Linked DNA regions of Mus musculus: region 1 is linked to region 2. The links are chromatin loops, found by intact Hi-C in ENCODE. Cell type or tissue: heart. All regions are shown on one strand. Each heading gives the region's core, and the rest is flanking DNA. Links, peaks and the distances in the headings are about the cores only. Region 1 holds the start of Tbc1d5 (TBC1 domain family, member 5). Region 2 overlaps Tbc1d5 (TBC1 domain family, member 5).

The links. A loop is a pair of places that touch in the nucleus more often than their neighbours do. Peaks named below come from ENCODE experiments on the same cell type or tissue, not always from the same donor. Only the 100,000 strongest peaks of a DNase experiment are listed, where the experiment ranks them.
Region 1: it touches region 2 in a loop (2.3-fold over the local background); 2 of 42 quality-filtered maps call a loop at or near these places.

What each region holds. Positions count from the first base shown.
Region 1 is chr17:51,173,846-51,183,736 of GRCm38, forward strand. It overlaps Tbc1d5 (TBC1 domain family, member 5), which reads right to left and starts at 5,507. Exons shown (of 22, transcript NM_028162.4): 1 at 5,255-5,507. In heart, for the core only: no CTCF peak of the experiment used is centred there; DNase peaks (open chromatin) are centred at 4,846 and 5,536; H3K4me3 peaks cover 2,312 bases; H3K27ac peaks cover 2,221 bases.
Region 2 is chr17:50,983,823-50,991,822 of GRCm38, forward strand. Tbc1d5 (TBC1 domain family, member 5) reads right to left here. Exons shown (of 22, transcript NM_028162.4): 4 at 783-852. Among named protein-coding and RNA genes, the nearest start is that of Gm31083, 110 kb to the left of the region's middle. In heart, for the core only: a CTCF peak has its summit at 4,299; no DNase peak of the experiment used is centred there.

The DNA.
Region 1 (9,891 bases), core at 797-8,796, 190 kb after region 2:
TGCATGGTCTTGATCTCGTCAAAACAGTATTTTAAAATCCCATAAATGTACTAATTAAGATTAAAGATCAATTTAAGATTATAGACACTGAAAGAATAAGAAATGTAAAAGAACAGGAACCTGACATTATTTAGACGTATCTGCTGAGCACAAAACTCCAGGCATTTATATAACCCACTATCTCAGTTAAACTTTTATGTGATATTTTAATGAAAATCTACACAAGTTTTCTGAGATGCCTCACCAACAAACAGAAGTAGAATTTCAGCTCAGTATTGTCTGGATCTAGACTATAATTCTATTAACAACTCCCCTTTCTTTTCTCTAGAATCAGGTGCCCTGTGGGTAATATCAGAGTTAAAGTAAAAATAAAACTCTTTATTTACAGAAACAACTTGCGTCCCTAATCTTTCAAGAATCTTTAATAACAAGCTTCAAACAGCTAACATAAGTAATTCTAGTTTAAATCACAGCTTTACTGAGTCTATGTTCAGGTTCTATAAGTAAACAGACTATAAGGTTCCTAAGTGATTCCCAACATATACATGTCTTACTGACAGTCAAAAATAAGATCAACATCTCCAAACCCAGCACCCCACCTACTTCTCTCATGGCTTATTCACCATGTGCTGATAGACTAGCCTTGCTGGCTCTTCCTAGTCAACCATTCTTTTAATGGGCTTGTATCTGAAAACAAGGTGAAATGCTTATTGTCTACTAGCCTCCATCAAAATCTTGACATTTGCTTTCTAGGAAATACATGGGTACCCGTATTTTCCATACCACTCCTTTTCTAACAACAACAAACACAAAAAATAATCCCTCTTTAAGGAATAAATGGTATATCACAGTAATGTACACATTACATAGTAAAACAGAAATCCCATAATATCCACATTTGTGTTGGCTGAACATAATGCACTTGCTACTTCCTCCTTTTTTAATGCCAGTAGCAGGCTACAGGCTATCTCAGAAACACTAGGCTACAACTAGAAGAATATGACTCTAGTTCTAACTCCACCAAGGAAATACTGATATAACTTGAATGCTTTTCCTTCTTCCTCTCCAAAGCGGGGTAGATAAAAGACAAGGAGAGCAAGAAAGGAAAACCATACCAGAAGAGTTAGTTCATCAGCTCTCCCAACACAAAGACCTATAATTAATCACTTTAACCATTTTAATTGTATATGCATAATGTTAGACCAATAGCACCACCATTTTCAGACTTTCAGTATCTCAAACAAACTGTACCAACTAAATAATTTCCAATGTTTAATTAGGCTATTTTGTAGTCATTTACAAATGAAGTGAAGATAGAATAATGAACTCATATAGACACAAGAAAAGGCTCAACAAATTATGAAAATCTGCAATGTCTAATCACAAAACTTCCTGTTTTTTCATCCATACAGACTAAAACATGGAAACTACAGATGCTTTCCCTCTAATCACAAAGGCATGATTACAACAGTATCCACAATAATTGGTAGATTGTCATCTTGCCATCTTCTGATGCTGCTTTTTTTTTTTTTAATGAGACAGGGTTTCACTATATAGTCCTGAGTGGCCTGGAACTCATAATGTAGACCACACTGTTTTCACGAAGATTAGTTTGTCTCTGCCTCCCAAGTGCTAGGGTTAAAGGCAGCCACTGTCAGCCAGGCCAGAGGCAAAAAAAAAAAAAAAAAAAAAAAAACAAAACACACACATATATATATAAAACATGTGTGTGTGTATATATACATATATATATACATACATATATGTGTGTGTGTGTGTGTGTGTGTGTGTATACATATAAAGAAAAGATGTGTTGTCCTGAAATTCTTCAGTAATTAAATACTGCAATGACTTCTAAAACTGACTAAACTGATTTTATAATGGATTATTGCTCAACACACAAAGTACTACAATGTTTCATATAAAAGTTTTATACAGATTTCTCTAAGATCACCTGTATTATAAAAAGATAATGCAGTGGCAGTGTTAAAAAGAGATAAGAGTGACAGTGTTTCTGACACTAATGAGAAAATACTGTTTTTCCACTAAAGTTCCAAGATATTACTTAGTATGTGTCAAAAATAGGATGTTTTCTCAGCAGTACACCATAACAAAATGACGTAGGAACACTTCTAAATGTCATTATTCTACATAACCAGTCAAGACTAATTAGAAAGGTCTATTTCTGACATAGTATAATTTTAATAGCTTTTGTTTGACCTAAATATGTTAATGGTATTACGGAATATGACAATAAAACTTCACCCTCCCCCAAAATAAATAGTATTGGTTTTACAAAAGAATTACACTAAAACTATAAAGAGATGGTGAAAAAATCCTACAAGCAATAATAATTTCTCAAGTTTCAGACCACACAGCATACCATACTACTATCCTACTGATCTATCCATATGGAAAGAACTGCCTAAACAGACAGTAAAGCCCCACTATTCACACCGACACAGAGGAAGACACACAGAGAGAAGTCAGGGAAGGTGATATATTAATTTGCAGTAAAACATATACTATTCAACTTAAAATATAGTCCTTTATTTATGGGTTGCCCTTCCTACTTTTTCAGTGGCTAGTTTTTATTGCCCTTACTAGCCAAATAGAGGGCCAGGAATTTGATTAAGTTCTAAACCTAAATAATAAGAAAACAAGTGTAAAACGACAAATACAAAGAAATTTTATCAAAACTAGGCATTGGGATAGAAGAATAGGAAAAAGCCTTCCGTATAAAATATGCATGAAGGTGAAGGGAGGGCAGACATAGGTGGGCCAGGAAAGGCCTTCCAAGTCAAAGCAAAGAAGACACAGTTTACATTTAGCAGTGAAGAGATTGGGACAGCCAAACGTGTGAACAAGTGCGAGCAGAATACAACTTTACAGGTGTGTCTTACGCAGCTCACTCAGGAAGAGCAGAAGCACCAGGCACAGGGTATTAACAAGGGGACATTTTAATTCTTAAAATGAAAATAAAGCTCCTAAACAGCAACACTACAAAAATTCATCCCTTTACTTCTAAATAATAATTAATAATAATAATAATAATAAAAAGGAAGTTATACAAGATAATTAAGATTTGCAAGGATTCATAAGTCAGCCAATCAGAATCCCAAATTAGTATTAGCTATGTCAATCAGGAATGTGATTTATCCATCCAGTTTCTGTTTGCTTAAAAGTTGTAACAATAAAGTGAGTTAAGATGTGTAATGTATTTTAGGATATAAAGAAGCAAGGTAAAGTAATAACTAAAATTAAGATTATAAAACTTATGGGACTAGAAGTAGCTGCTATTAGACTTCCATAAAGACTTTCATAAAGCTCTTTAGAACTTAACTACTTAGCCTGTAAAGGGCTCTACGTTCAATTCCTTGTACCGTAGAAGTAAAAGGACAACCATTTTTATGTATGAAAACCAGAAGAAGTACATGGAATACTTTAAACTCTTTCATTTACATTATAAAAATTACATGAAGGAAAAAAAAAAAACAAATCCAGGTAGGACACCCTTTGTGTGGCTCTCAACTGTTTAAAATATGTGCTTCAAATACCAAGAACACACTGCCCAACTGAGGCTACACTTGAAGATATCAGACACAATGATTTTGCCAATCGAAGAAACTTTCAACCAGCATTACACACGAACCCAAGATTCCGAGCCTATGCCTTAATAAAAACTCAATGAACTGGGAAGCGAGTCTTTTAAGAAGTACGCCAAACCATTTTAACAAAAATAAATAAATAAATAAATAAATAAATAAATAAAACAAAAATGTGGTGCAGGCACCACACAGCATACAGAGCACACAATTTGTACTTCTTTTCCTTCTCCTGGAATCCAGCGTTGGTTCACTCTACTTCCCCCAAGCAAACTTTATTAGTGCACCCTGACACTGAACTTTCCTATCAGGCCACCTCTTCATTCCAAGGGGTGTGTGTGTGTGTGTGTGTGTGTGTGTGTGTGTCCGTCCTTCACAGACACGTAACTTCATTTCTATACACAGAAGATATTTACACCTTTTGTATTGAACAAGGTCTTGTCCATCACCACGTGAGAAATGCAGAATAACAAGTTGTATCAGTTACCACATCCACTGAATTCCTATCACATTTTTAACAAGAACCCAACCCCCAGGGACTCAGGTTTGATCAACGCTCTCTATCCCACTGCAGCTGCCCTTTCCATTCTATTTCGGACACCAAGGAAGTCCTGGAAATAGAACTGAACCAAAGACGCATAACGGAAAAGTGAGTTTCTTTCCCACTGTATTCCAAGAGTTCTTTTCCAATAGTGCATCCTGTGCCACAGCACACTAATAAGAGGTGGTTTGTGGACTACACTGTGATGGACTACGCGTACAAAAGCCCTAGCATTTCAGCACAATCCACCTCAGGCAGTTTAGCATGTAACCTGCATAGTAAAGTTTCAGTCCAGTTCAGAATTGAGAAATGGGGACTCTGCAGAAAGTGATGGGGGGGGGGGGGTGGAAGTTGAAGGGTTATAAAAGATGTAACCTTCAAAAGCTGTTACCATTCTCAAGCGCTGAATTGGTTAGTAAGTCGTCCTGAAACTATTAGTAACTAGGAGTGACCAAACTCTAGGTCGCATATCTGCACAGAATGTATTGGAAGAACAGTACATTTCCAGGAAAACAGAGGGGGCAGGGGGAACTCTCCCAAGTCGTTCTCCTCGGGTCCTGCCAGGCCTCGAACTGACAGATGCCGGCGTGACTAACTTAAGTAGCACTAAGGCAAATTAAGGCAGGAGAGGGTTTCTCTCCTCCGAGGCTGCTCGGCTCCGGGCTCCAGCCGCCTGACTTCCGGCCTGGGAAGGAAACGTGCAGCCCAGGGCTGAAAGAAACAGGGAACCGGCCAAAGAGGAAGTAGAGCTGGCTGAGCAGCTCGGCAATGCCCGGTAGCTGCTTCCCGAGCTCGTCCGGGAGCGAGGACCGAACGGGGACGGGGACTGGGACGAGCGGGCTGAGAGAGGCTGCCTCGCCCGTGTGCGCGCTCGCCCTTCCGCCCGCTCGCCCGCCGGCCCGCAGCGGACCGAGCCCCAGCCCGCCTCCCTTCCCAGCCCGCGCGCAAGCCGCGGCCGGCGGCTCGGGCCTTCCCTGGCGGCGGGACGGGGCCCAGCGAGGCTGAGGGGAGGCCGGGGAGGGAGCGACGGCTGTGCAGCTGCCCGGGGAGGCTGACGGGGGAGGCGAGGCGCTTTTTCACCGTTAGCATCGTTATGTTATTTTTTTACCTGTAGCGCAGCAGGGCTCCCCAGCTCCTATTCCCTGAATCCTCCTCCCCTCCTTTCTCTCTCTCTCTCTCTCTGTCAGTCTCTCTGTCTCTCTCCTCTCTTTATCTCGCTCTCTCGCTCTCTCTCTCTCTCTCCCCGTCAGTCTGCCGGGCTCTCGTGGAACACGCCGGGCCTGGCCCGACCAGCAAGAGAATGGGGCGGGAGGTGGCGGCGGTGACCAGCGGCCACGTGACCACGCTCCCTCCGTAACGGCGTCCGCCTCCTGCTGCGCGCCCTCCCGGCGCTCCACCTCTAGTAACCCCGCGCGCCCGGGGACCCGTGCGCAGGCGCGCGCCCGGGCCTGGGACGAGCCAGCGGGTGAGCCGCGGGTGACCCGCGCTCTGGGAGCCTGGTGTCTTGGGGGATAGGTCGGGGTGAAGAGGGAAAAGGGGACGCCCGAGACCAATGGAGCTGCCTGGGCCATGCCGATGCGCATGCGCGCGGGGCCTCCCTACAGTGGGAGCCGGCCTTCTGCCACAACCCGAGGTCCCCCACTTGCCACCAGCTTCCCAGGGTGGGACTGGCATCGAGGAGATAAGTCAGGCCTGGGAACGTCCTAAGAATCTGGCACTCCTGCCTCGGATCGCACAATTTCCTTGTCTCCTGTAAATGGCCTTCCCTTCATCCTTGGTCTACAGCTGTACAGACTGATGACAGATAGGTCGTGCCACCCAATTTTGTAGGGACTCACTACCTCTTTGTGAAGACCTTCTTTGTATGAATCCAGAGAGGTGCTGTTTTTTGTTTTGTTTTTTTAGCAACCCCACACCTGTAAAAACACACAGGTTTTATCTTCTCAGACCTCGAATCTAGACTAATGACTAGTCATTAGATAGTTAATCTAATGAATGACAATTTTGGCAAATGACTAGACCCTGGTTTTACCGCCCTATGCCCCTGCTTAATCCTGACTTAAAGTTGCATTTAACCTCCAGCAATGGGAGGCTGGTATTTTCTTCTTCAATAAGAAAGTGGTAAATAGCTCATCTGAGTTGGAGAGAGAGAAAGAGAGATCTCTTATTAATCTGTCTTTACAAATAGCGCAAAAAAAAAAAAAATCAGTTGTTATGTTCAGATTATGGAAACCAAAACAGAGGTCAGAAAGTTAGCTAGCTTCCAAGGAAGGCATACCACACTTAACACAGTGATTCTCTTTTTTCTAATGCCCTTCTCACTGTAGCAGAAATTGAACAGGTTGAATAGAGTAAGCTATTAAAAGTTCTGGCTAAACTCATGATTACATTAGTCTCATGAACAGAATCCTAAGAAATAGGAAGATGCATCATGCTGTATTTGGATATTGCTCTCCCAGCTAGCAATACAGCAGTCAGCCACATGACTGGTATTCTACAATGTATAGTGGACTTTGTTCTCCGGCACCGAAATATCTCACCGCAGACCCTCATCTCCTTCCTGAAGTACTGACTATGCTGGTGTTACTGGGACTGTAGAGGTCCTTCAGTGTGGTCACCAAATGACAGGAGAAATCTCTATCCCCTCTTGGGACGCTTAGTCTCATAAATAGCATAATTTAAGAAGGGACCGAAGGGCAATTTCATTAGAGATGAAAAGAACATCTCTGAAGACTATAAAGCTCAGCTGCTTCTCAGAGATGGATAAAAGAAGACAGAAAGCAGCCATACCATTTGTGGTGATTAAATAAAAATCGCCCCCGTAGGCTCATGTGTTCGAATGGTTAGTCACCAGAGAGTAGAGTGATAGAAGGATTTGAAGGTGTGGCCTTGTCAAAGGAAGTGAGCTTTTGAAACCTCAAAAGCTCATAGTGGGCCCAGTCTCTCAGCCTACAGATCAGGAGTAGTTTTCAGCTGCTTCTCCAGCACCATGTCTACCTGCATGTCTCCAGGTTCCTCACCATGATGATAATGGACTAAACTGACACTGTAAGCAAGCTGCCAATTATTATTTTCTTTTCAAAGAGTTGACGTGGTCATGGTGCCTCCTAAGACACCATTGAAGCTGGCACAGAGGGTAGCTACACGGCCAACCACCAACTGCATGGTATGGAAGGAGACTTTACAGAAAGAAAGAAAGAAAGAAAGAAAGAAAGAAAGAAAGAAAGAAAGAAAGAAGGGAGGGAGGGAGGGAGGGAGGGAGGGAGGGAGGGAGGGAGGGAGGGAGGGAGGGAGGGAGGGAGGGAGGGAGGGAGAGAGAGAGAGAGAGAGAGAGAGAGAGAGAGAGAGAGAGAGAGAGAGAGGTAGAAAGAAAGAAAGAAAGAAAGAAAACCCAGAGTGTTAAGGAAAACAAGATTAGGAAGAGACAGAAAAAATTCTAAAAGTAGTCTGACTTAACTAGCTACACAGCTGCAGCCTATACAGGGGATTGGGATTCTAGGTAGGAAAAAGGACAGGATTTCATTGAAAAGATAATTAACCCCACCTATCTCTCTAACTTAAGGTGAGTCCACCCTTCTACAGGCAGCCCTCTGGCCAAGTGAATGGCCCAATCCAGCTAGAATATTAGGTCTCCAGGCCTGAGAGTTAGTTCGCTGTCTTGATGGGGACTTAAATGCTAGGAAGAGTCAGCTAGGTCCCTGCTTGCCTAGTATATTATGTGACCAAAAATGCAAGAAGATATGAGAAACAGCCCAGTCATTCCCCACAACCTGCGTCCTGGTTGTTCCAAGATGGGCAGGCCCACCTGACCCCACTAAATGCAGCTCCACTATCCTTTAGATCACAACAGTAACTTAACAAAGGAACCAGTTCTCTCCTACTTGTTCTTTCTCCCCTCAGAAACAGTCTGTCTATAAGAGCTCAGTCTATAGAGCACTACGACAAGGTGGAGAATAACCCCTTAGGTTCAGTCTCCCAATGTTTTGTTTTGTTTTAAAGTAACCTTAGAAAAACAAACTGAACTGATGAATTCCATAGGATTCACTTATGCTACTTGTAATACAATTCAAGAGTTACAGCATCCCAGCATTGTTATAAATGTGGCAATATCTAAATGAACTCTTTGTCTTGGGTGACACAACTGGAAGCACAAGGGCCAGCCCTTGACTATAACTGGCTTTCTTTTCTTTTCTTTTCTTTTCTTTTCTTTTCTTTTCTTTTCTTTTCTTTTTGTGGTGGTGGTTTTAGGTTTTTTGAGACAGGGTTTCTCTGTGTAGTACTGGCTGTCTTGGAACTCACTCTGTCGACCACGCTGGCCTCAAACTCATAGAGACCTGCATGCCTCTCCGAATCAGAGTGTTGAGATTAAAGGTATGTGCCACCCACCACCTGCTGTCTAAGCCTCTGTCTTTATGAACATTCAACTCCACCCACCTAAGGCGGCCTAACGTGGTAATAAAATGTAAGTCCTGTGGTATGGCGTTGTCGACTGGAAAGTGAGAGGATTGTAGTTTTCTCTTTTTCAATCTTTTATCATTGTTGCTGTTTTTACAATAAAATCTGGTACACTCAGTTTCCTCCCTCGTGGTTTTCTTCCTCCTCTGAGGAGCTGAGGCGAAACACCCTCATCTCATCCTCTGCCCCACCCTCACACTGCAGCTACAGGACGAAGGTTTGGCTCTAGAGACATCTTAACTCTCATTCTAGTCATAGCAAATAAAATTGACATTATTTTTTAGAATGCCTACCAAGAAAATGAAAATAAAGATGCTGAAACCAGAAATCAATTTGTATGTAGTGTCTGCATACCTATGCGTGATAGACTTCTGGCTCCTCCTCTCTTCCAAATCTATTTTTCTCATCTTCCATTGGAATTGAGTTTCAGCTGGGAACACAGCCATCCATCTGGAGGCTACATTTTCTATTCCCCCTTGTGGCTGGGTGTGGCCATGTGACTCCATTTTCATCCAGGGAATGCTAGAGGGAGCAATGTGTTCATTTTCTATATTACTTGCTTTAAAAAAAAAATGTCCACCCTACAATGTTTCTCCCATTCTATTCCTGCTGTGCACTTCGTTCCAGAAATACAGACATAGTGACCTAGCTCCCAGGATGAACAGCCTAGCAGAGCAACTAAACATAGTTGCTGGGTCTCTGGATTGCTTCATGAAAACCTATCTATCCAACATTGACTCTCTGCTCTGACTTCTATTAGAGAGATAAGTGCATGACTTATTTAAGCCACTAAATTTTAAAGCTTTCATTAAAGCCAAATACAATATATAAGGCATTATATTTTGGTAAATAAGTTGCTAGGTGCAGAATCTTAATAATGTAAAACTGTCTAGATTTTCTTTTATAGCATAAAAAATGCATTTTTTCAAAGAAGAAATTATGTTGAGTTTATAGATACCTAATGTTAAATGTTACACTTAAATACTCCAAAGTATTTTACATTGTTATAAGCAACACAGTTCAAATTGTCAGCTCCTGTCTTTGTTGAAATGTTTTCCCCATTCTGTTTTGAATGGCTGCCTAAAAAGTCTCACATTCTATGGGCTTTTCAAAGACAAACAATGTATCTTATTTATCTCCAGAGTTTTAGCACTTTAAGAAATTTTTTGTATTTGATAGAATTGGTTGGTTAGCTGGTTAGTTGGTTGGTTTTTGATATGGCCTAGGCTGGACTCAAACAATCCTTCCACTAGGTCATCTAAGTTGTTTAGATCAATAAATGACTAAAAG
Region 2 (8,000 bases), core at 1-8,000:
GATAACTTATACAAACCCCAACTACCATGACATAAGAAGGTCAAATATAAACAGATTGTAATACAGTATTATTCACGACATTCCTACCAGTGCTTTTTGTATACAGGGCCCTTGCTAACAGAGTGCCTGTAACCTGAAGAGATAAATGACACACTTCCAATGAATTAAATGAAGTAGGTCCATAAATAAAGACATTAAAAGATCACGGAGTAAATTTGGTATCTTTCTATGGAAGCTCACTCAGTATGCAAATGTGTTGTCAAGTGTACAGTGTGTGTGCATGTTCCAAAGCATTGGGACACATCATTAGAACTAAATAATTACTCATTAGAATAACGTATATAAATTAAATCATTTTTCATTTATCTAAGGGCAACTTATAATGCTTAAATATATTAGTACTGAATTTGCAAGGGGTTTCCTACAAGGAAAATCAGTTCCATTGGTTCCATTATATACATTTTCAAATATTACTGGAAATAATCTTTCTTTTTCTTTGGTTTTAATGTAATAAAGTAGAAAATTAATAAACATTATAAAATTAACAAGACAAAAAGATAAAATATGCATGTAAGAACTTAGAAGGTTATTTCTGTTATTTCTTAACCTTGCAGACTGTCGTGTACCACAAAGTCCTTTATCTATGAGATATTTTAAAGGCATGGTTATTAATTAGTTCCTGCTATTCTACGGCCAGAATTCTATAAAAGTATGTGTCTGGTATGCTATCTTGTAAACATAACTTGTAACAAAAGCTGTGAATGTATGTAATTTTCACTTACATATATGAATTGAACGTCCCTTCAGTGTCTAAGGTAGAATTTGATCCTCTTCCATTTTGACTTAGATCTCCTAGAGACAAAAATAGAAACACTGAAATAACAGAAATTGCAAAATTGAGTATTTCCATTAAAAAGCACTATGTGACAGCTCTACGTAGTCTCACAGTAAAAAATTTCAAAACAATAGATATATATCCTGCCCTTTTCTATCTTCCCAATTATCTTTTGTACTCAGAGCTTTTAGGTTAAAAACTCACGTGTAGGTCAACATACAAACCAATATCAAAACTCTTAATTTGGGTAGGAGACTGCCAAAGTAATTGCTAGCAGGCAAAGTATGATAACTTTTGTTAAATTTCTTTTATGGATCACAGAAACACAGGAACTTATAAACCATTTAACTACATGCTGATATTTATGAACTCTTTTGTTACAAAGCAGGTCTCCTTTCTAAGCAGCAGTATAGTCAAAGGGGTAGAAGTAGAGAACAAAGCTAAAAGCTATGCCACTATCCAGCAGTCTCAAAAGCAGACAGGCAAAAGGAAACACACAGGGAGGTGATGAGCAAGAATACATTTTTAAGGAACCTTCCAGTATACCTTAACATTTCTTCTAAACCATGTTTTTAACTGTTGATGTTATATTTGAATGGTTAAAAACTAAGCAATACAAAGCTTGGAGAGAAATTTCAACAAAAGACATATGTTTTCTGTAATAAAATTGTTTGCACATAAAAACAAGAATATTTGTAAAATCATATTTAGAATATATGTGTGTATGTATGCAAATATCAGAATCAATATTAAAGAAGAAAATAAAATTTTAAACTATTTTAAAGGTTAGCAAGATCCCAGTTAAAAACATCTTATACTTAGAAATTTAGTAGTTTACTTCATTAAACACATATTTTAAAATACTGCGCTCATGAAGCAGTACATGATTAAATATATTATTTCTTCCTCAAAGCAAATTAGGACCAGAATATAATTAAGTTTTAGAGTTCTAATCCCTGCAATGTAACTTTCAAAATCATTTCACATTTAACAACTTAATAATTTAGTGATATATCAGTTTTCCTGAGATTATAACAATAGACCTGGTTATATCAAATAGTAATTGTAAAGATTTCAGTTTAAAAATGAGATTTAAATTTTTGTAGATAATACTAAGGTACTTTTTTTCCATAATTATGCCATTCATTAAATAGCTCCTGAAAACGGAGATGAACTTCCTGTGGCGGCCGTGTCTTGTTTCACATAAGAATGCCAATTCCTCTCCAGAGCTGCGTGTTTCTGACCAGCACTCAAACGCTAGGGAGATTCTTACTTAGCTTGCTGAACCTTTTAATAGGATGCCTTTTTCAAAATATCTTCCCAAGGTGTTTCTGACTGCTTATTTTAAACATAAAACATATTTCAATCAAAGAGAATGACAAATACACAGACAGAAACAGCAAGACCAACTAACACCACAGATAACCAAATGGCAAGAGTCAAGGGCAAGAACATAAGCAACAGAAACCAAGGTTAGTTGGCATCATCATCAGAATCCAGTTCTCCCACCACAGTGAGCCCTGGATGACGCAACACACCAGAAAAGCAAGACTCTGATTTAAAATCACATCTCATGATGATGATAGAGGACTTTAAGAAGGTTTTAAATAACTCCCTTAAAGAAATACAGGAGAACACAGATAAACAGCTAGAAGCCCTTAAAGAGGAAACTCAAAAATCCCTTAAAGTATTACAGGAAAACACAACCAACAGGTGAAGGAATTGAACAAAACTATCCAGGATATAAAAATGGAAATAGAAGCAATAAGGAACCCCACAAAGGGAGACCCCCTGGAGATACCAATAGAAACAACAGAAAGCCCACATACACAAGGAAGCTGAACAACGCTCTATTCAAAGATAACTTGGTCAAGGAAGAAATAAAGAAATTAAAGACTTTTTACATGCTCTACAATGTACATAGCAGCCTTATTTATAGTATCCAGAATCTGAAAAGAATCCAGATATCCTTCAACAGAGGAATGGATGCAGAAAATGTGGTATATTTACATAATGGAATACTACTCAGCTATTAAAAACAATGACTTCATGAAATTCACAGGCAAATGGATGGATCTAGAAAATCCTGAGTGAGATAACTCAGTCACAAAGGAACACACATGGTATGCACTCACTGATAACTGGATTTTTAAAAAAAAGGATGACAAATTATTTACAAAATAAAAGCAAATGTTTATGATTATTATAGTTGTGTGTAAGCTAATTCTTTTACAACAAGGGTGAGATTACACATATAATATCTTATTTCAATTAAAATTAGTAGGATTATCATAATCTGAAATGATAAAAGAAATAGTATCTCAGTCACTAAACCTAATTTTCCTGTATTCCATGCTCTTTAAAAGCTTGCAGACACTTCGTGTGTGTCATTCCAGCACCAGCACAGAGCAAGCATTACTGCTATACCCTGACATCAGATGCTTCCTCATCTTTAGGACTAAAGATTGCAATTAGTGAGGTAAATCTCACCTACATAACTCTTGCTCATTTCAGCTGGATTCCATAAGAACAAGTATTTAAAAATCATTCAAATAAGAAAAGCTGTGGGGATTTTATTTGCTTTGTTTGTTGGTTTATTTTTGAGTGTCTCACTGTAGAGCTCAGAGGACCTAAAACTGGCTATGCAGATGAGACGCCTTCCTCTGCTAGGTTTAGTCACCACAATACCATGTCTAGCGCTTTTCTCAATAGCCATATTTTATTATAAGATGTTGCACACATTTTGTATATTTTCCATAGTTTGTAATTGTCACCTGAGAAAATGCCACATTAACTGTAATTTCCAAGGTGCAAAAGACTGTAATAAGGAAACAAAAAAGCAGATTTTCCTTCTCAAAAATATACCACATAAGGAGTGAAACTGTTTCACTAGCAATATCTGTGAAAATTTTCAGAATTTGTTACACAGGGAAAAGTCAATAAAGTTTTGAAGTGGGAAAAACAGCTTTGTCCTTTCAAGCCTACAGTTGAAATTATTACAGCAAATGTTTATGACAGGAACAAGTTCTCAATTTTAGTATAGATGTTTTAAATTCTTATTCTGGAGTAAACGACTGTTGAAAGGTTTACACACACACACACACACACACACACACACACACACACACACACACACACCAGAGTTTGTATTCCTAGAAAACTGTACATAAAGGATGCTATGTACTGTAGGAATCTTTATTAATGTGAGACATTTGGAGGCGTTACCACTGATAACCAGGAGAAAACAGACAGACAACAGAAACTCATCCTTCATTTAAACTGTGACATGCTAAGAGCGCATCTAAAGATGAGAAAACCCCAAATAAAAACTACAAGCAAATGTCATTCTATTACTAATTTGCTTTTAAATGTAGTAAAGTAAGCATTAATTTCAAAGGGAAGGAAGTAAGTGCAATGACAATATAATCTTGGAACGTATGTGTAGTGTTCCTCTAAAATATCAACAGAGGGTGCAAGAGAGTTTAATATGTTTTTAGGTGTCCTCGTAATTTGGGAATCAAGCTGTCAAACAACCAACAATAAGTGCAACAAGACTGTACAGACTGATTTTCACTCACATAGACAGATAGAAACACACACACATACCCTGCATGCACACACACAAAAAGGCTTTAAGTGTTAATATAACACAAATACTCAATTGTGTTTTAGAATACTAAATTTCCTTTTGTTTGAAAAGTAATTTAACAGCGTAAGACAATTTTCAGAATATAATTTCGATTTTAAAGGTATTTCAAAACCTAGTATACAAAGGGACATGGCGATTTTAACTCAGCTTATATAATTTAAATATGTATATGAATTATACACAAATATACAGTATAACAATCAATGTTATACAATAATTTACAATATACTCTAGTTTATATCTTTAACATCAACTCACCAATTCTTGTAGCTACAAATGTGTGAAATTTACGTATTATTATTATTATTATTATTTTTACTATTATTACTTGGTAAGCAACTTCGTAAAATAAGTAACACAAAGTAGTTTGGCTCTTCTATTGTCACTAAATGAAGTTATCAGTACTGGGGCAGAATTACATCTAACTGTGTTGTTGGCCAAAGGGGTCCCATGGAAATCCGCAAACAACTCAGGTTGTCTTCAAGGGAATAGGTGGTTGATCTGCAGACTGACAGCAAGGCTATATTGCTGAAGACAACACAAACACAAGGAGGTTCTCCTCATTGAACAAGGAGAAATTGATCTGGTGTGTCCACACAGTACCTTCACCCCTACTTTATAGGTCTTTGATATAGGAAGGTTCTCTGCACACTACCAAAGGACATATGTAAATACCAACCCAGCACAAACTCTCATCTCCAGTGGAGTCCTCCCTGGAAGAGAAAATGGTGGCACGGAGAGTGAGAGACCTTGGAACACTCAGCCCCGTGGAATGTCTCAATCAAATCTCTCCACTCAGCGCTCAGGATATCCCTCAGAAGAGAAGATAGAAAGTGTAAGAGCCAGAGGAGATGCAGGACACCAAGAAATAAGGCTCTCTAAATCAACAGGATCGAAGGTCATATGAACTCACAGAGACTAGAGACCAAGGCAGCATGCACAGAGCTGCAAGCTTTTGTATCAAGTCCGGTCTGTACACATGCATTATGGCTTCCAGTTCAGTGCTCCTATGTGATTCCTGAGTGTGGGAACGAGTGGGTCTCTGATTCTTGTGCTCTCTCCTTGAGCTCTTTCTTTTCCCTGTTGGTTTTGAACAACTCCGATATACTAGTTTTTGTTTTATGTTTTATTACATTTCCTTATGATCACAGAGAAGCCAGTCTTTCTTTTTGAGAGACAGAAAAGGAGTAGATCTAGAGGGGAGGTAGGAAGGAACTAGGAGAAGAAGAAGGAGAGAAGCCATAATCAGGAAATATTACGTGAGAAAAGATTCTATTTTCAATAAGGGGAAAAATTAAAAATGAAGTAATATGCTCATTTGAAGAAAAAAATGTTCTCAATTTGTGTTAGCTGGAATGATTATACAAATCCCCAGTATTTTCAAGTAATAATTTCTAACATATATGTATCTAAGTTATTATGACAATAATCATATAACTGTAACTTAAATTTCAAAATAGGATAAGTAAACTCAAGATATTCTTTTTGCTTTAACTACACTCATGTTGAGATAATGATATTTATTTGTTTGATCCATGAACTGTTGAAATCATGCTAAGTGAAGATTTATAATAAGTTTCTATAGAAATTTTTTATGCACCAAGATCTATCTGTTTCGAAAAGAATAAAAATATTTAAACTAGGTTAAAGTAGATAGACAAACACTACAGATAAGAATAGTTACTCAAATGTGCCTTTAGCTTACATTTGAAAGCACTGAATTTGAAAGTATCACCGCAGGCTAAGTCGGAACACTGAAAAACACTGCACACTCAAGAAAGACCTGTCAGAGAAGTGGTATTTACTTTTTAGGTTTCTACTAGTGTATAGGGGAGAGGCTTTGATTCAAACTAAGATTAGAAAAAGCAATTAAATGTTTTATTAACTTTAATATCCTCAGAAAGCATGATTAAAAATATTATGGTTAAAATGTAGTCATGTGCCGATACACAGTATTTTAAAGCAAACTGTGAGGAGACAGTTTAATCTTCTTTATTATCTTGAATTTATCTACATTTTAAAGATCAAATAATGGTCTGATTAATTTCTCTATCTTAAAATTGTTATTTTTAAATAATAAAAACTCTTTGGAAAGAAAATATTTTTTGGGCATTGTTTTAAGTCAGATCAACTTGTCTCAGAGAATAGAGGTTATGTATGTCATCAAGATACTGAGAAAAGTTTCATGAAATCTTCATGTTACATTCAGTACCACATTTGCTCTTTTGTTTGTTTTGGTTTTTGTTTTGTTGTTGTTTGAAACAGGGTTTCTCTGTGTAGCCCTGACTGTCCTGGTACCGTGGACTAGCAGTCCCGGAAATCAGAGATCCACCTGCCTCTGCCTTCTGAGTGCATATTTTAAATAGCAGAGAATCAAATGGTGCAGTGGGCACAGCCCTTTCCGCAAATACACGTAAACACCTGAGGTTTTATAGATATTATAGAATATAATATTATAGAAAGCTAATATGGCTATCATGTCTGCAACTCCAATTCAAATGACAGAGATCCTGGTCCTCCTTACTCACTAAGTCTAGCCAAATCAACAAGCACCAAGTTCAGTGAAGCAATATTGTCTCAAAAATTAAGGTGGAAAAAAATAGGAGAGGCCATTTGATGTTGATCTCTTGCTTCCAAGAACCAACCCATGTCCACACCTTCCAGGAACTGACCCATTTAAACACAGATACACTATCTACACTCAAACATGCTCACAAAGTTATAAAAAAGAAAGGAAAAAAATTCAGAAAATTATGAAAGGAAAGTAGCAGAAGGTGTTGCTGGGTTTCCCGTGGAGGTGGATGGCATGGATAGTTGTAGAAAGAACTTGCTGAGCTGGTGGGGACAGCCTATCACTAGAAGTTACCTTCTGTGAACTGTACTCTGAGCAAACTTAGGGCACATGACACAGGACTTCATGATGAGTCCTGAGCAATAGAGCTCTACAGACTGTTAGAAGTAAGTACACAGCTTGGAGAGTGATTAACAGAAAGGCCATACTGAGGCTCTAAAACATTTCCTAGATAGCGTCAATGATCCACAAAATTCTCCAAAATAATGAGCTTCTACAGTCCTGCACATAACTATGTCTTACTATAGGAAAAATTTATTTTACTAATATTTAACAAAAGATACTAAGTTATGGTCTTATTTTAATAGTAATGGAACTTAGCACTGAGCTACACCAACTCTACAGGCTATCTGCCATGACCACAGCAAACCCTTACTATATACATATCCTATTTCCAGAGAGGTTTGCAGCCTACAATGTTGTAATTTAGTTAATCGTAGTTATTATATTTCTATAATAATAAAATCTGAATAGGCAGGAGAGAGCACACGAAAACAGACTTAGAGAAGAGCTTCCTAAAAGTAAGCATGGCGTCAAAGAGTATTAGAAAATATTCATTTAAACATAGACAATAATATTAAGGTCAATGAATCATACACTTGAAATTTCACTACAAGTTCTCCCTGTTTAGACAAGACTGATTCATCAAGTGACAATCTATAAAT